Regions from separate parts of the Mus musculus genome. Here region 2 is linked to region 1. The links are chromatin loops, found by intact Hi-C in ENCODE. Cell type or tissue: heart. All regions are shown on one strand.

Region 1 (8,000 bases):
AAAGACAGTGTTTCTCTCTGTAGCCCGGCTGACCTAGAATTCACTCTATAGACCAGGATGGTCTGGAACTAAGAGATTCACCTGCCTCTGCCTCCTGAGTGCTGGGATTAAAGGTGTACACCACCACTGTTACTAGACTTAAAAATATATATATAGCTTTGTTCATCTCTTATCAATAGCATCCCTGGGCATAAAATAGTAGAGTCGGCACTGATCTGTGATCTAGCTGGGTTTTATTGTTTTCTTCTGTTTTGTAGATTTTTTTGCATTTCTGCAAATGTCCTAGACTTAACCTTGGATATCTTTCTCATTCCTAGTTATCCTTTTCATATTGTCTTGTTCTTGTTCCATAATACTGTGTCATATTTTAATGGATGATATTTAGCTACATTTCCATTTTCTTCTGTTATAATGGACCATTCTGACTTTTTCTGCAACTATTTCTAATTTATATGTTGCTCGGAAAAGATCTTTAGATTTATTTCCAAAGAATCCTATGAAAAAAACTTTTAGTTTCAAATCTCTCACAGAGCTGTGATTGTACAATCAGTATTCATTTGCATCAATTTTAACTCTTGGTATTTTTCTCCTCTTCTACTTTTTCTCTCCCAGTCTAATGGATAAATACTTAGCTCTTTGTATCCTTATCATTTTTTATATTATATAAAAAATACCACTAAGCTAAGAATTATCATTAAGACTGACCAGCTCAAGCTCACTACGTGGCGTTCTCCAGCCGCTTCCCACTTTAAATCTATTTATAGACGTGTGTGCTGAAACATGGACGGAAATCTGGTTACTGAGCAGTTGGCAGCCATGGGTGGAGAGGAAGACATACTTGTCAGAATAAAAGAATGAACAGGAGGCAGTTCGGCACCAATCTCTGTGAGACCCTAGTCTCTCCAGGAACTTCTGCTAGATGCCAGTGTACAAAGATGGCTACGTGAGACCCAGGATCAACTGAGTGATGGACATTTAAAATTGAGAGGAGGGAGGCAGCATCCCACTCCCACGCAGTTAGCGTTAGAGCCATTCGCTGACCACCCGACAATAACACGGGAAACCTATTTTATTAGAACATGTCCAAATACTTCCCTCAAAGTGTCTTCAAGCTCTAAGTCACTGAAATGTTCAGTTTCTGAAGCCGCACTGAAGCAGAGACGTCCAGTTCTTTGGAAAGTTAGTTGCATCAAATGATGTTTTGCTGGGGCACACAGGTGAAAGGATGTTTGGATATAGCAAACACGTGGAAAGACCGGTGATGACAGAGTATAAATATGACCCCGCAGACAGTGGGAGATGAGCACTGAGCTTTGGTTTGCTCTGCCTCGCTATTCTTTGATCAAGACATGCATGTGTTGGTTCACCTTACATAGCGTTGTTGAGCCCAGCTTGTGATAACTCTGACACTGAGAGGAGCTCGCCCAAGAGCTGATCTTGAGGTTCCTGCAGCAGCTCGCCACGTTTGCGGCCTCACCTCAGGCCGGTTGGAGAGCCTGGTGGCTGCTTTAGGATTGAACTGCAGCTGCCTGGAGTCTGCTTGCCGAAAGGACTGGACTGTAGCTGCTGAGTCGTATTTGGGGTTGGCTACAGGACCGAACCGCTGCCCCGGAAGATCGAGCTCACCCCCAAAGAACTATTGCTTAACAGATCCACCTCCCCCAGATCCTGATAACTTTCCTCCTCCCTCTGCTGGGGGGCGGGCTAGAGGACAGGTTGAATTAAAAGTAGGTTGCAAAAAAATTATGCCTACACCTTGCCTTGTATTTTTATTATTCATAGTCTCCCTGTGATCTTAATTGAAGTTTCTTCCGGGTGTGTGTGTGTGGGGGGGTAAGTATATAGGTTTTTTAAAACAAAAAATTCTAACCACTCTCTTAATATCTGGGGTTTTTTTTCTCATAAAATTGAAGAAAATAGAAGTTTCAGATCATAATCCAATTTTCCCTAACATCTGATTAGAAAAAAAAATTCAAATCTGTCAAAAATGTGAAAGAAATGTAGGTGCCCATATACTGACCTTTGTCAGTCAGAAGCGCCGTTTCCCTACGTTTACGAGTGACACGGAACAAAGTTAATGTGCCACCGTCGTCACACAGAATTCTCCGTGCTTCACGAGAATGCTGTACTGTGGCCAATTCCACGGATGCTTCAAACAAGTCAGCACAAGCCAACCATTAGCTGGGTGGAGGAGCTTCCAGAGAGTCCTTCCCAGCTTAAAGAAACAAACTTTCAAAGTCACCTGGCTTGCTGCCTAAGCACACCTACAGCCTCTCACTCTTAGAAGCAGGTGATACCCACAGGCACAGACGAGACTCTTCTTGGGTGTGCAGGAGAGTAACCACTACTGCTCTTTCCCGGGCAGAGGCTCTAGACTGAGGAGGAGAGGAGGTAGTAACTTGTACAAGTCCCTCAACATCTATTTTCCTACCCTGGGCTCACAGGCTACTGTCAGTCTGGATAACACACTGCCCAACCTTCTCTGCTTTCCAGAGGCATCAAAATGTTGTAGAGGTGAACACAACAATTTCCTTTATTTAAAATATTTTTATGTGTATGCGTGTGCTTGACTGCACTGTGTGCATACAGGAACAAACAGAAGTCAGAAGAGGGTGACAGAGCCCTTAGAACTGGAGTTACAGGCTATTGTGAACCACCACATAGGTGCTGGGAATCGCACTGCGGTCCCCTGCAAGACAAAAAGGACAGAGGCTTAACTCCAGCCCCAGTTGTCTGAAAGTCAAGGAAAACAGTGGCAGTCACCTCGGTCACCTCGGCAAAGGCAGTTTCAGCTCCGTTATGTGCTCTGTGATACTTGAGGCCTCCCTGTATAAAGTCTGGGTTTTCAGGCATGAATTCAAATCTACCCTGTAGCTGCCTTAACTGTGTGAAATTGGGGCAATTAGGGCATAACTGTTTCTTCCCTTGTAAAATAGGGAACGTTTTATAGATGAAATAATCCCCATCAAATTCTTAATGTGGGACTCAGTGAGGCACACGGTAAGTGTTCAAATAGATGAAACACGCAATCACTAAGTAATAGCTAATTTAAAATTCATGTATATACTGTACCCAATCTCTCTCTCCTCCCCATGCTTGCCTCTTCTGCCTCCTATTGGTCACCTTTGTTACCCTGAGGAAGTTCCTTTTGTCTATGTAGAGAGATCATCTGTGACATTGGAATTCCTAAGTTTCTTATTTGGGCCACCAAGGTGGCTCAGTGGGTAGAGGTGCTTGTATGGAGCCCTGGGGACTGGAGTCTCCCTCCCAGATCTGAGGAGATGGCAGGAGAGAACAGACGCCTTAGCGTTGTCCTCAGACCACGACCTGTGTTGTGAATGTGTGTGCACCTACACCCATGGATAGTAAAATACATCATTACTTTTATTTTTTTTTCCGTTTTGATCATATGCTCCCCCTCCCCCAACTCCTCCCAGATCTTCCCCATCTTCTTACCCACCCAACCTCAAGATCTCTCTCTTTCTTAAATTCTTTAAAAGTTAATTGTTTCATTAACAATACACCATTTTACGAGAAAAACTGCTCTTGATATGATGTCTGTATATGGTTAATTTAGGGAGGGTCCCCGTGGCTACTTTGATCTTACAATAGATAGCAGTATTATAGTTTAGATCTGAGCATATACATCCCAAAAGGTTTGACCCCCTGCCTCTGATGCTGTTGAAAGATAGCTGAAGGAATCAAGCCAATTGAGCGTGTGTTTTTGAAGGGGGGTTGGAACTCGGACCCCCATCCTATCTCAGTCTTCGCTTCCCCGTGATGAAAATATCCAAAGTAGAGGCTCCTTCAGCGTACTCCCTCACAGGTGTGGCCACAAGCCCTAAACCAAGAAGCCATGGACCCAAACTTTTGAGAAAAACCTTCCCTACTTATAAATCTTCTTTAGAACTTTGGTGAAAGAACGCTGTTATGGCTGAATTATGCAATGAGCTTCTTCAATAATGACGATCTCCTTCCGCATCCTACAAGATGAGAAGGACGGCAGGTTTTGCTGTTCCGTTTGCCTGATGACCTGTCTGCAGGCTAGTGGTATCAGTTTATGCCTGCATATTTTTTAAAATTCAAGTATTAAATAAAGTTTCGGGTGCTCTCCAGTGTTCCAAAGCCCATTAGGTAGACAGAGGGTATTCCAACACACGGACGTTCCTTGTTTAAACTTGTTTAAACTTTTGCTTTTGCTTTACACATAGCGCTTAGTACACACGGCAAAACTGAAAACTACAGGCTGCTCTGAGAGTTTCCATTTCCCAACCGCTAGTCTCACAGCTGCCTAAGCAACCACTTCCTGAAATGCAAATACACACGCCAGCGCTCACACTCGCTACCCCATACCATACATACTGATTATTGAGTACTCAGGGAAATCTCTACCCCTTCAGCTCGCCCCAGGGACCAACTTTCACAAGGGAGAGGCCAGCGCTGGCCACTTCTAGTCTCTGTAAGGAGCTCCCTTTCTGTTTTTCTTCCGGCAAACTGATTCTGTTTGGCTTCCCTGAGCCTGCTCGCCCAGTCCTTAGCGGAGTCGATGTGGACAGGAAGCAGGTGTCCGGCGCCATCCCAGGGCAGGCCTGCGTGGGAGCCGATGGTCCCCGCAGCGCAACCCGAGTGACTCCGGCGAGACCCGCCTCCCCCTGCACCTTAGAAACCGCACCACCCGTCAGCTGGCTTCAAAACAAAGAGTCCATTCAGCGGCTTCAGATGCTGGCTCGTCGCCATGGCAACCATCCTCCGCCTCCTCCCCTACCCTCCCGACTCCCCGCAGCTGCGTGGGTGGAGGCGCCGCTTTGTCCGCGGGGGCCGGCTTTATTTCCCGCCTTTGCGGTGGACTAGAAAGGAGTCACCCCCGGGAATTCACTGTGGAAGCCGCAAGTTTCTTTTTTAGCCAGGATGGTTGGGTCCAGAGAGCCTGTCCCCGCAGGCTCAGCAGCGCCACCTTCCGTGGCCAAGAGCGCACTGCCCAGTCCGCCGCTGCGCAAAAGCTCCGTGGGACTCCCTATTGTCGCTTTTCTAGTGGCGTTCACATTTGAACAGCTAGAGCTTTCTTGGCTGAAAAGACAGAATGGTTATGTAAACAATCAAGATGATTTGTTTTGTGTTTCAGATGGTTATTTTCAATGATTATGCACTTTCAAAGAACTTGTATTTTTGATGAAATTCTCAATATTTACTTTGTCTATTCTATGAAGGAACTTTTTAAAAAATAAAAAAAAATCTATAGCGCCAGAAAAAAAAAATCTTTGGCTGCCACGTGAATTTGGGAGTTGGGAGGTTCTTATAGGTCCACACGCCTATAAGCTGTCTGAGGAATCCTAGAATGAGGACAGATGGAGCTTACAAGATCTGTCTGGGGAACTGGGCGTGGGGGGGAGTACAGCCTAAGAGAATAGATCAAGAGAGAGAAGGCGGAACAGTGTGCAGAGAAAAATAGGCTGGTGTCTGTGTGCTGAGGAGCATAGGACGAGTTATACAAAGTCACATTTCCGCGTCTGGTCTGTGGGAGGGAGTGGTCACGGTCTTCCTTACATTGTACTTAATAAAGGCAGATGCTGAAGGGAATTCTGGGGCAGCTGCGTCACATCTCACTGAGTCAACTTTTAACAAAACTTGAAAACTCATTCTCAAATGATAAAAAGGCCACCTGTAACACTCAGGCAATGCTAAGTAAGCCACGCAGAGAAAAGGAAACCCAGGAGGTGACTTGACAGAGGAAGTTTTTCTGGTCTTCACTTCTAGCTACAAAAAAACCCACATTTGATGAACAGGAAGCAGCTGGGTCTGGCACACAGTAGACAAATGTTTGCAAAGCAGAGGTTTGGTTTGCTTCTGAGAGTAATCTTTATCTAAATAACTACTTAGAAACTAAGTATGTTATTTGAAAACTTCTTTTTTTTTGGACCAATCTCTTTTCTTCCTCCGGAAATCTTCTCATTTGATGACTATTTCTTCTGTAATTTCAAACGGGACGTATGAGGCAATGTCACAAATCGTTCTTTTTTTTTTTTTTAAGCTTTGAAATTATTTTTAAAATTTCTTCTCACACCCCTCCCCCGCGCGCGCCCGGCCCCGGGTGAGTAGCGACCAGGTGGGCAGCACAAGCCTTTAATCCCAGCACTCCGGAGGCGGGAGGCAGAGGGAAACAGTTCAAAGCTGTCCCGATCTGGAGACTTCCCGGCCAGCCAGAATTGTTCAGCGAAACTGTCTCAAGTAACAAAACGAAAGGGAAAATAAACACACACACACACACACACCCGTTTTTGCATGTATGAGGTACGCGTTTGCATTTGTGCATGGAAACACTTGTAGGAGTCAGAATATCACTCCTCACCTTCCATCTGATTTGAGGTAGGGCCTCTTGTTTTTAGGTACTGCCAGAGACCTTTCGGAGACTCATCTAGATTGGCACGACCGTCATCACCGCAGTTTGTCATTTCATCTTACAGTGTGCCCAGCAGTTTTTGCAACCCCCTTCACACTTCATCTTACCGAATGCCTCATTTTAATCTAACTGAAGATAAAATTTCCATCGGATCTCTGCTTCACACTTTCCCGAGTCACAGTAACCTGTGATCTCTTTAAATTTAAGGTGGTTTCAAAGACCTGCCCCAACACCTTCATTATCGGATCTGGGAACTGAGAGTCTGGAAGGAGAAGTCAGTCTTATCTGTCTGTCTGTCACTCTTTCTCTGCCTTGCTCCCCCCTCCCCACTACGTCTCTACTTTTCTCCCTTCCTTTCCTCTCTTGTCTTCTCCCCTCCCCTCCTTTCCTCTATTCTTCCCGGTTCTTTCCCGCTGGCTTGGAACTCCCTGTGTAGACAACAAGGTTGGCCTCGAACTCACTGAGATACTTCTGCTTGTCTCCTGAGTGCTGGGATTAAAGACCTGCGCCACAGGCCCGGCAAGCAGTCGCTTTTTAAGTGCACCTGTGTAATGGAGGTTAGTTATGATTGGTTATCTGTGATGCATTAAATTAGAAGCATCCCGGGAATCATTTTACCTTTCCGGTCACTTTCTAGCTCCCCGGAGGCCCTTTGTGACTGGATGACCGACTGTCTTCATCCTCCAATCGGGGCTTGGAGTCTCAGAGCTACACCAATTGAAGGTTACCGGACCTTCAATAAAGACCAATCGGATGCTAGAGCCTAGCAAGCGAACGGCGATCAATCAGAGCGCAGGAGCGGCAGCCGGGGAGCGGCTGGCCAATCAACGTGAGAGCGGTGAGGAGGGGGCGGAGCCTTCGTGCAAGGAGCACTGCGCAGCGCGACTGCGCTGCGGAGCCGGAACGGAGCCTGAGACCTGGTCGAAGCTGGTAGGGTTGGGCTGGGCGCGCGCGGATGGGAAGGGCTGCGTTGGGCGTCGCCTGGGAGAGAGGTACGGGAAGAGTCCCGGGCTACAAATGCCGTTGCCATGGCAACGCAGGTGCACAGTTCTGGGACCAGGGTCCCTGCTTCTGGACAGTTTTCAGGCTGGAGCCCCAAGGCCCATAGGGCCTCCAATACCCTAGGCTTGCAGGCTGCTGGGCTGCAACCTCTCGATGGCTGTCTTGGCAGCCGACGATCTGGACTCTCTCCTGGGGCACTAGGAAAACAGGTCTTAGCAATGTGACCAGTTGTGCTAGCTCAAGTCAGTTCGCTTCTAGGCCACCCCTGGGTGCAGCAAAGCTGCCTCATCCTGGAGATGTCACTGTAGACAAACTAGGGTGTCTCCAGAGATTTTTTTTTTAAGCATCCAGCGGAATGCTTTGTGCACAAATAATTCAGAGAATAGGTCCTTAGTGAATGAGTAAAGATCACAGTGGCAAAGATTCCAGGGGCTGGCTCTGCTCAGGAGAAGTAGAAAGCACATCACATATGCTGTTTCGAATAGGAATCGTGGTAAGCTAACGATAAGTTAAATTTTAATATATTTCATTTGACCCAAACATATTACCAGTATTAAATAAGTGGTAAGATATTTAAAATTGAGTCTTTTTTCCCAACCGA
Region 2 (8,000 bases), 300 kb before region 1:
TCAGCCCACCTTGTCAGACCTCAGGGCAGACATGGCCAACCTTCAACACCACCATCACATCAACCCTCTCCTCTCCCGAGAAATGTTCCTGCTCTGGAGAAAGTGCCAATGGTCTAATCTTTGTCGGAGGAGATTGGACTGTAAGAACATATTCTCACCCACTATCTCTAACCTTCTGGACGAATTCAGGTGGAATGCTATGAAGGCACTGACCAGGGTTCTGTCATGAACACAAGTTCTACCGAGAGCAGTGCTCTGGTACCCCTCTGTCAGTGTTGGGGTCTCTGGGGGGTGATGAGGAAAGGAAGGCACAGCCATCCCATCGAGAAAGAGAGAGAGAGGAAGCTGACATGTCAGCCTCATTGCCCAGGCTGCACCACACAGGGAAGGCTTCCTTCCTGGTCCTGCAACTGCATGGCCTGAGCATCTCCCTGCATCACTGCATGCTATGATAGTGTTTCCCTCACCCTGAGTCCCCTTGCTCCCAGAACTCACAGTAGAAACAATGGGTACATCAACTGCATTGAGTTCTACGGGACGCACAGAATCATGGGTCTGAACCTGTTCTGTACATGTCATGATCTTTTATACTTTAGCTCCTACTGTCCCTGGGTCATACAAACGCAATCATGGAATGTCCTCGTTCCCCCTGCGGCGGGAGGAGCCAAGGCTCTCCTTACTTGTTCCTGATCTTCAGATCGGATCACAACGGTCTCAGGTGTGACACAAGGGATCCTTGGGATGGCTGGAGACTCCACCCTATGAAGCAGGAAAATGAGACAGTCAAAGAGCAGAACATTTGAAGCGGACCCTGACGTCATTCCTAAGACACCTGAGTGACAGGCTTCAGCACACTTGTAATGACCTGACTCACTCACCCCTTACATCATCTCAGGTGACAAAACGACTCCCTGATCTACAAGCTGACCCATGTCCCCCTGCACATCTGTCTCTCCCTCCCTAGTCACACCCAGGACTGGCTTTTGCCTAAACCCCTCCATCCCAATGACCCCCAGGGGGCCTGACTTTCACCTACATTTCTACTCCGAGTCCCAGAGCTGCACCTGGCCATCCACAGCCTGATCCTCCCACCCCGACTGAGCCCATCTTACACTTGGTCTAGCTTCGGCACAAAATCCAACAGCTCTTTCTCCTCACCCACATCCCGGGAGTCCCGCCTTTCAGCCTTCGAGCCGACAAGTTCGTCACCTGAAACCCAGGAGCTTGAGTGAGGGGCAGGCTGGAGACAGGAAATCTCTCTTGCTCTCGAAAAGCACCTCTCCCAATCCACCTCTCAATATCTCCTCAAAAGTGGAGGGCACTTTTGGTTTTGGTGCCCCAAGGGCCTGTTAGACATGGCTATCCCCAGTCCTGTTCTTCCAACCCTAAAACCCAGGGTGGCCAGTTCCTAGTTCCTCTGTTTTGCAGGAAAGAAAAACAACAAAGCCAGAAAGGTTTTTTTTGTTGTTGTTGTTGTTGTTGGCTGAGTTCACCCTTACACAATAGCTCTTTCAGAGTGTAAAGCGTTGCCACAAAAAGAGTCACAGCTACAGATAATTATTTTCTCCCCCTCCTAGCCCCCTTCTGGCACTTCTTTATAGACCAGGCTAGCTTTGAACTCAAAGATCTCCTGTTTCTACTTCCTGAATGCTGGGATCAGAAGCATGAACTACACACCCTGCCTAGGTTATAGATCATTCCAATCTGCAATTACAGAGAGGCAAACAGCACAGGACTCAGATCTGTTCCTCCCTTTATTTCCATTCCTACTTCTATACCTTGTAAATTCCTCCTTCTGGATTTATTGTTTGTAGTCGCACCTAAATTGGCAACCTGCACACCCCTTCCTTCCCTTCTTGGCCTGACTAAGAGCAGTGGTTTGGGCCCTGGGCCCCGTCCTGGCTCTCCCACTGCATCCGGAGCCCTGGCCCTGGTGATCTGCAGCCCTGTCCCTGTGACCGGGAGCCAACAAGATGGACATAGAACTGTTCATGCAGGATGAGCACAAACACAGAGGCATGAACACAGATACAGGGGTGGTTTCATGGTGTGCGATCCTGTTTTAGTCAGCTCTGGGCCCTGCGTGGGGCCGGGCCTCGGAGGATGAGAAGCAGGCATGGGTTAGTGAGGAACTTGTGTGCTTATGGTGGGATGTGCTCTGGTGAGAAAGACCACAGGGAACAGAAAGCATTTCATACCCATTATAGATATGTGAGCAGTTCCTGGAAGGCAAAGAAGAGCCAAGTTGAAGCATCAGACCCAGTATAGTGAGAGGCACGTTATTAAGAAGGGGGCATTAGAACTGTCTAGCTGACCGTCATACCACCACCAAATTCTAGACAGAGGGGGCCACAGATCAAGCCCATCCTCGCTATCCTGGGTTCCCTTGATTTGGGGCTTACTTGGGAGTGGGGAGAAAGGAGGTGAAAGATACTCTGGAGATCACAAAGTTGAAACCTTAATCACCCATCACCCAATGGTAATGGAGAAGACTTCAAACTTTCTGCCCCACTAGGTCAGAAGGGCAGCTGACCAGTATGCGTTCTCAGTCTTAAAAACCTGCCTTATTAGTTACTGAAGCTCAAGGAGAACAGCAGCCAGATGTTGCTGCAGCTGTTGCCAGCTCTTGATCAAATGCAATTGTATCAAACCTACCAACTAACTTGCCCATGAAGACTCGAGATCATCTGAAAGGAGTTATTTTGTCAATAGGCAATGTCTGTAAGAAGTGGGTCTCCCTAGCTACATTGTATACTTGTATGTTTAGGCTAGATAGGTTTGAGGGGCTCTGAGGGATGCTTGAGAGAATGGAGCCTGAGTTCATCCACAAAGATTTTACCTTCATCTTCAGACACGTCCAGGATCTCGTCCACCGTCTCAGGGTAGCTCATCCGGTGTTTGTCACTGACTAACTGAAAAGAGAAAGGGCGGGGGCTGGGACCCATAAGGAGCCAGGCACACTTGTTTCTGTCCTGCTACTGCCCCAAATGAGCAGCCAGGAAAGGTGATAGAAAAGATATGTTGCCAAAGAAAGCCAGGCCCAGGAGGCATTTGATCTGGAAGCTCATGCCCAGACTTCCCGTTTCCTCGCCCATTCAATTCTTTGGTCACTAGGTGGCAGTATGCCCCACCTGTAGCTAAACAGTGCCTACCAGGCGGGAGGCATTGACTTTGGGCAGTAACCCTCAGGGCCCATGGCCACAGCTGGGGTAGGGGGTGGAGACCTACCACCACACTGGTTTCATCTGTGACCACCTTGAGCACGTCTGTTACAGAGATGTAGCCCAAACGTTTGGCTATTGCCAGAGGTGTGGTTCCGTTCTAGGACAAAGGAGAGACAAGAGAGAGAGTCAGAGAGGAGAGTCTGTCTCCTGAGCACAGATCCAGTACCCTTGGATTCTTCACAAGCGCCCACAAAGACAGACTGGCCCTTGGAGCCAAGAAGAGGTATGCATAAGTATGTGATCCTTGGGGCCACAGAGATGGGACAAGGCAGGAAGGAGAATAGGACAAACTGTAAGCCCTAGGTGTTGGGTATATGGCCTTGGCATGAGAACAAGGCACCCTCCCCGCTGCCACCTGCCCCCGCTCCCAGGGCAGGCAAGCACTTCGGGGAGGAGCCAGTAAGGAAACCCCAGGATCCAGCTGGCAGAAGAGCTCAGGGAAAATTGCACAGTGCCGAAGCTTTTGTTCTCTGTGAAATCCTTCTCTGCTTGCAGAATGTGACCTGGAGTCCACGTGGCTTCAGCCCTGTGCAGACCCTCAGCAAACACTTCTACAGGCAAGGCTCTACAGCCTTCCAAGCTGGGAACAGCCTTGCAAGGTAACCCTACACACCCCCGCAAGGAGAGCAGGAAATGCATCCTGAAATCACCAAGGCTGCTAGGGGTGTCTTTGAGGCAGGCCCAAAGCACTTAAATTTGCCTACTCCTGTCATAGTGAAGGCAGCTTCAAACACACCAGAGGGTGTGTCAGCAGAAATAGGTACGAGCCAGAGGAGAGGAGGCATGGTGCTGGGAACACTATTCTACGATCACTCCAGTGTCTAAGCCTGGAATATGCAAGGCACACAGCTCTGTGCAGACCCAAGACTGTCAACAACCTATGTAGTTAGGTTGTCCCTACCCCCTGTTTCCTTTTTTCAAAGCTCAGGACTGAGGCAGGGCCTCAGAGTTGCTCTGGTTGATTCCTAAGTGAGCGCCCAGGAGATGTTAGCCTGGGAGCTGGGTGTAAGGTACCTTGGTCTTGGCATTGCCCCTTGATCTGTCTCAAACGGGACCGGGTAGGTACTCACCGAGCTGACCTCATTTGGAGAAGCACCATTCTTCAGGAGCAATGTCACAATGTCTGTGTGTCCTTGTTGAGCTGCCTGGTGCAAGGGGCTGTATCCTAGCTACGAAGGGAGGCAGGCATTTGACAGGGTTGGTTAAGAGTTGCTGGAAAGAACTGCATGCAAACTCCAAAGTCCATCTACTATCCCTCCTGCTCCCCCCCCCACCCCATTTCCTTTTTTCAAAACTTAGGACTGAGGTGGGGTCTTGAGTGGCTCTGGCTGATTCCTAAGTGAGTGCCCAGGGGTGTAAGGTACCTTGGTCTTGGCATTGACATCTGCCTGGTGCTGTAGCAAGAACTTCACCAGCTTGATGTTTCCATAATGACTGGCCACATGGAGCGGGGTGTAACCCATCTGAAAGGCAAGAAATGGGTGTAGGTGGCAAGGCTCCATCAGAGCCATTCTTAAATGGAATCCTTACAGAAGCAACCATCTAAGGGAGGGGAGGAAGCCGTCGGGGAAGGGCGAGGGCTACCATGAGACATGTCACCGATGCTGCTTAGAGAAGGGGCAGGATTTGGCGGCAGACAAGTGGAGGCTGACGTGAACCTGGAAGAAGGGGCTGGGTGGAAAGTTGATAGCCTGGGAGATGAGCAAGGGCAGTTGATGTGAAGCAGAGAGAAGACAGAGTGGGGACCGACGTCCGGCGCAGCTCTTAGAGAGGCTGGGATTGGAGAGAGTTGTACTGGGATCTAAGAAGCATTCTTTTTAGAAGGAGAGGGTAACACACTGGTCTATGCTCAGAGGAGCACTAGACGGACAGACAGCCATGTACTGCCGTGCCAATATTCAACAGCAGCAGACTTGTCTCATCTACAAGAGGGGCGGAGCCTCACTGTAAGCATACAAGTGATGGCTGAGTTACTAGAGTTTGTAGGGACTGACCGTGATCTAAAGTGATGGGTCATGGTTGTCTGTGTGACTATGGGCTCAGTGCTAATTTCCTATTGATTTTCGTTTGTTTATCTTTGGTAGGGATGAACCCAGGTCTCTCACATGCCAGCTCCACGTCCTCCGTGTTCAGACTCTGCTCTGCTCCCTTGGATTACTTGGTGTCCTGCCCAAATGGCTGATAAGCCAGGCCCTCTTTGGTCATGTATGACCCTAGGGAGCCAGCTGAAGATTCCAGAGACCTTCTTAACACAGACCCTATGGGTCAGACCTTTGTGTCCTGGGATGGCTTCGTAATCTATGAGGCAGCTCTAACCTCTAGAACGGGATCCTTTCAGGAAGAACCCCCCAAATTCTGAACTAGGTCCAGGACGCCCTTGGGCTTTAAAGAGATCTTGGCTGAAGCTGTAGGCAGTTCTTGGGGTGTCTTCAGTACAACATCGTAGTAGTGCATCTCTGGAACTGGGGTGCATGTGTGCATGGTGCTGCTGGCGTTACTCTGTTCCTTTCTTGGGGGTTGTTTTTCTTTTTCAGCACTGGGGACGGAACTGAGGGCCTTGTACACAGCTAGGCAAACTCTACATGAGTTACATCCTCAGCCCTGTATCCCGAAACAAAAGGAACCAGTACTTCTTTTCCATGCAGTTCCTTATCCCACCAGCTGGAGGTGCTCTGTTCTCCCTCTGGACTGCCACCTTCTTATTCTGGATGTCTCATTTTGTGACTCCTTCCTGTCACTGGGGACAGATGTGCTTGCCATACACTCACCCTTAAGCCACGACACAGGGCTCTTTGCCACGGCACGTTTGAGAGAAAGTCAAACTCCACCCAACACAGTCTTGGCATAAAAGGGGTTGCACTTCCAAGCAACCCAGAGAAATCCTGGTGTTTTCCCTCGCATGCGTTCTACATGTGTGAGACCAGACTTAATATCCAAGTTCCTATGACAGACTCAAAGATCTAGCAGACTAAAAAAACTCCCAGGTATAGTGATCATGAACGCTGGTGTCTCCAGACTCAGGAGGAAGCAGATCAGTGTTGATCCTCAAGGGTTTGTCTCCATGAAGGAGACAATTTCAAGGTGTGAGGGTATGCCTCTGTGATGTTCTAAGGTTTGGGGTGGGGGGTGGTATGCCTGGGTGGATCGTGTTGGGGAATGCAGCTAAGGGAGAGAGACATCCATTACAGACACAGGCACGGGTTTCATGCCTTACCCGGGTGGTAGCATCCACGGTGACGCCATGTTTGATCAGCACGTCTGCCACTGGAACATGGCCTTCTTGTGACACCAGGTGGAGGGGAGTGAGTCCACTCTAAAAAGAAACAGATGTGCACCAACTTTAAGCCAGGGAAGAATTTCTGTCTGCAGAAACAGAGCAGTGAGGCTTGAATTCCTCAAGTCTACGCAGCTCCATCTAGCTATCTGGCTGGTTATTTAGCAAAAAAATTTCCTATCCTGGGCCTCCTGAGTGTCAGATGGCTATTTTTTTTTTAAATGGTTTTAGAGCTTTGTTGTAGAAAGGCAAGGAGAAAGGAGAGAAGATAGAAAGAGAGAGGCCGGCCATGGCCATGTGGAGAGAGGGTGGAGGGAGAGAGAGAAGGAGGGCTAGAGAGTAAGAAAGGTGAGGGCTTAAAAGAGCCAGGTGGCTAATTTAAGGGAAAGTTCAGGCAGCTATTTTTCTGTTCATGGCCAGACTGCTAATATGAAGACTGTGTCTTTGCCAATCCTGGTAATAAGGAGTTCTAACCAACATGGAAACCACTGGGCATGGCTGAGTTCCAATAAAGCTTTATGCAGTAAACAGTGGCTGGGGCTGGCCAACAGGCGACAGATTAGCTGACTGAAGACTTTCAATTGTAGCAATTGTTATTGCCATTGGAAACCTAGGTGCCTTGGTTTCTTATTCTAGATGATACAGGCTACCACTGGCTTTTCCCAAGGGCAGAGCAGGGAGCATCCAAGAAAGCAGCATGCATGTGGAACCACGCTGGGCCTTCTGAAAGCATGCGTTACCACCTCTGCCCCACAGCCCACAGCGCTGTAAGGAGGGTGGGCCACTCTGGGAGTAGAAGGACCACATTCTTGAACTTCTCATCAGATTTCTCACTGGGACAGTGTACTGGCTGGTTTTGGGTGTCAACTTGACACAAGCTGGAGTTATCACAGAGAAAGGAGCCTCTCTTGAGGAAATGCCTCCATGAGATCCAGCTGTAAGGCATTTTCTCAATTAGTGATCAAGGGTGGGAGGGCCCATTGTGGGTGGTGACATTCCTGGGCTGGTAGTCTCCAAACTACATGTTTAGCAGAGAAGCCGACACCTACATCAAAGCTGTAGGGTAAACTCAGAAGGCCTTACCTTGTTCCCCAGGTTGCCGTTGGCTTGCTTGGACAGGAGAAGAGCAACCATTTCTGTGTGGCCCTCTTGGGCAGCCAGGTGAAGTGGGGTCACGCCTTGTACCGACTCTGCATTCGCTGACCCTCCGTACTGCAGTAGACTGCGGGCCACCTCTATCTGGTTCTGCTTGGCAGCGATGTGCAAAGGAGTGTAGCCATTCTGAAACAAAAGGAGGTACCTGAGCTCAGGGGCCAACAGCTGAGGTAATGACAGGGAGGCTGGGCCTGGCTCAGCCTCTGAGCTAGGCTGCCGTCCTCACGGAAAGCGCGCTATGTGGATGAACAAATAGACTAGCTACAGCGTCTGGAGCTAGGTCTGCAGGCTCTCGGAGCTGGCAGGTGTAAAACATTGTTACCAAGCGAGATTCAGATTCCAGCTTG

Evidence for each region. Peaks named below come from ENCODE experiments on the same cell type or tissue, not always from the same donor. Only the 100,000 strongest peaks of a DNase experiment are listed, where the experiment ranks them.
Region 2: a loop joins it to region 1, with 4 times the contacts of the local background. A loop is called at or near these places in 10 of 42 quality-filtered maps.

The regions. Positions count from the first base shown.
Region 1 is chr8:22,804,903-22,812,902 of GRCm38, reverse strand. Ap3m2 (adaptor-related protein complex 3, mu 2 subunit) reads left to right here and starts at 7,249. Exons shown (of 9, transcript NM_029505.3): 1 at 7,249-7,327. Gm46036 (a long non-coding RNA gene) reads left to right here. Exons shown (of 3, transcript XR_001778526.2): 3 at 765-910. In heart, CTCF peaks have their summits at 3,126, 4,237 and 4,951; DNase peaks (open chromatin) are centred at 4,842, 5,482, 6,242 and 7,202; H3K4me3 peaks cover 4,121 bases; H3K27ac peaks cover 3,311 bases.
Region 2 is chr8:23,104,569-23,112,568 of GRCm38, reverse strand. Ank1 (ankyrin 1, erythroid) reads right to left here. Exons shown (of 44, transcript NM_001110783.3): 17 at 7,582-7,779; 18 at 6,439-6,537; 19 at 4,589-4,687; 20 at 4,295-4,393; 21 at 3,229-3,321; 22 at 2,840-2,912; 23 at 2,199-2,222; 24 at 1,113-1,209; 25 at 681-759. Among named protein-coding and RNA genes, the nearest start is that of Mir486, 34 kb to the left of the region's middle. In heart, CTCF peaks have their summits at 3,112 (motif pointing right) and 5,876; a DNase peak (open chromatin) is centred at 3,108; H3K27ac peaks cover 200 bases; H3K27me3 peaks cover 1,976 bases.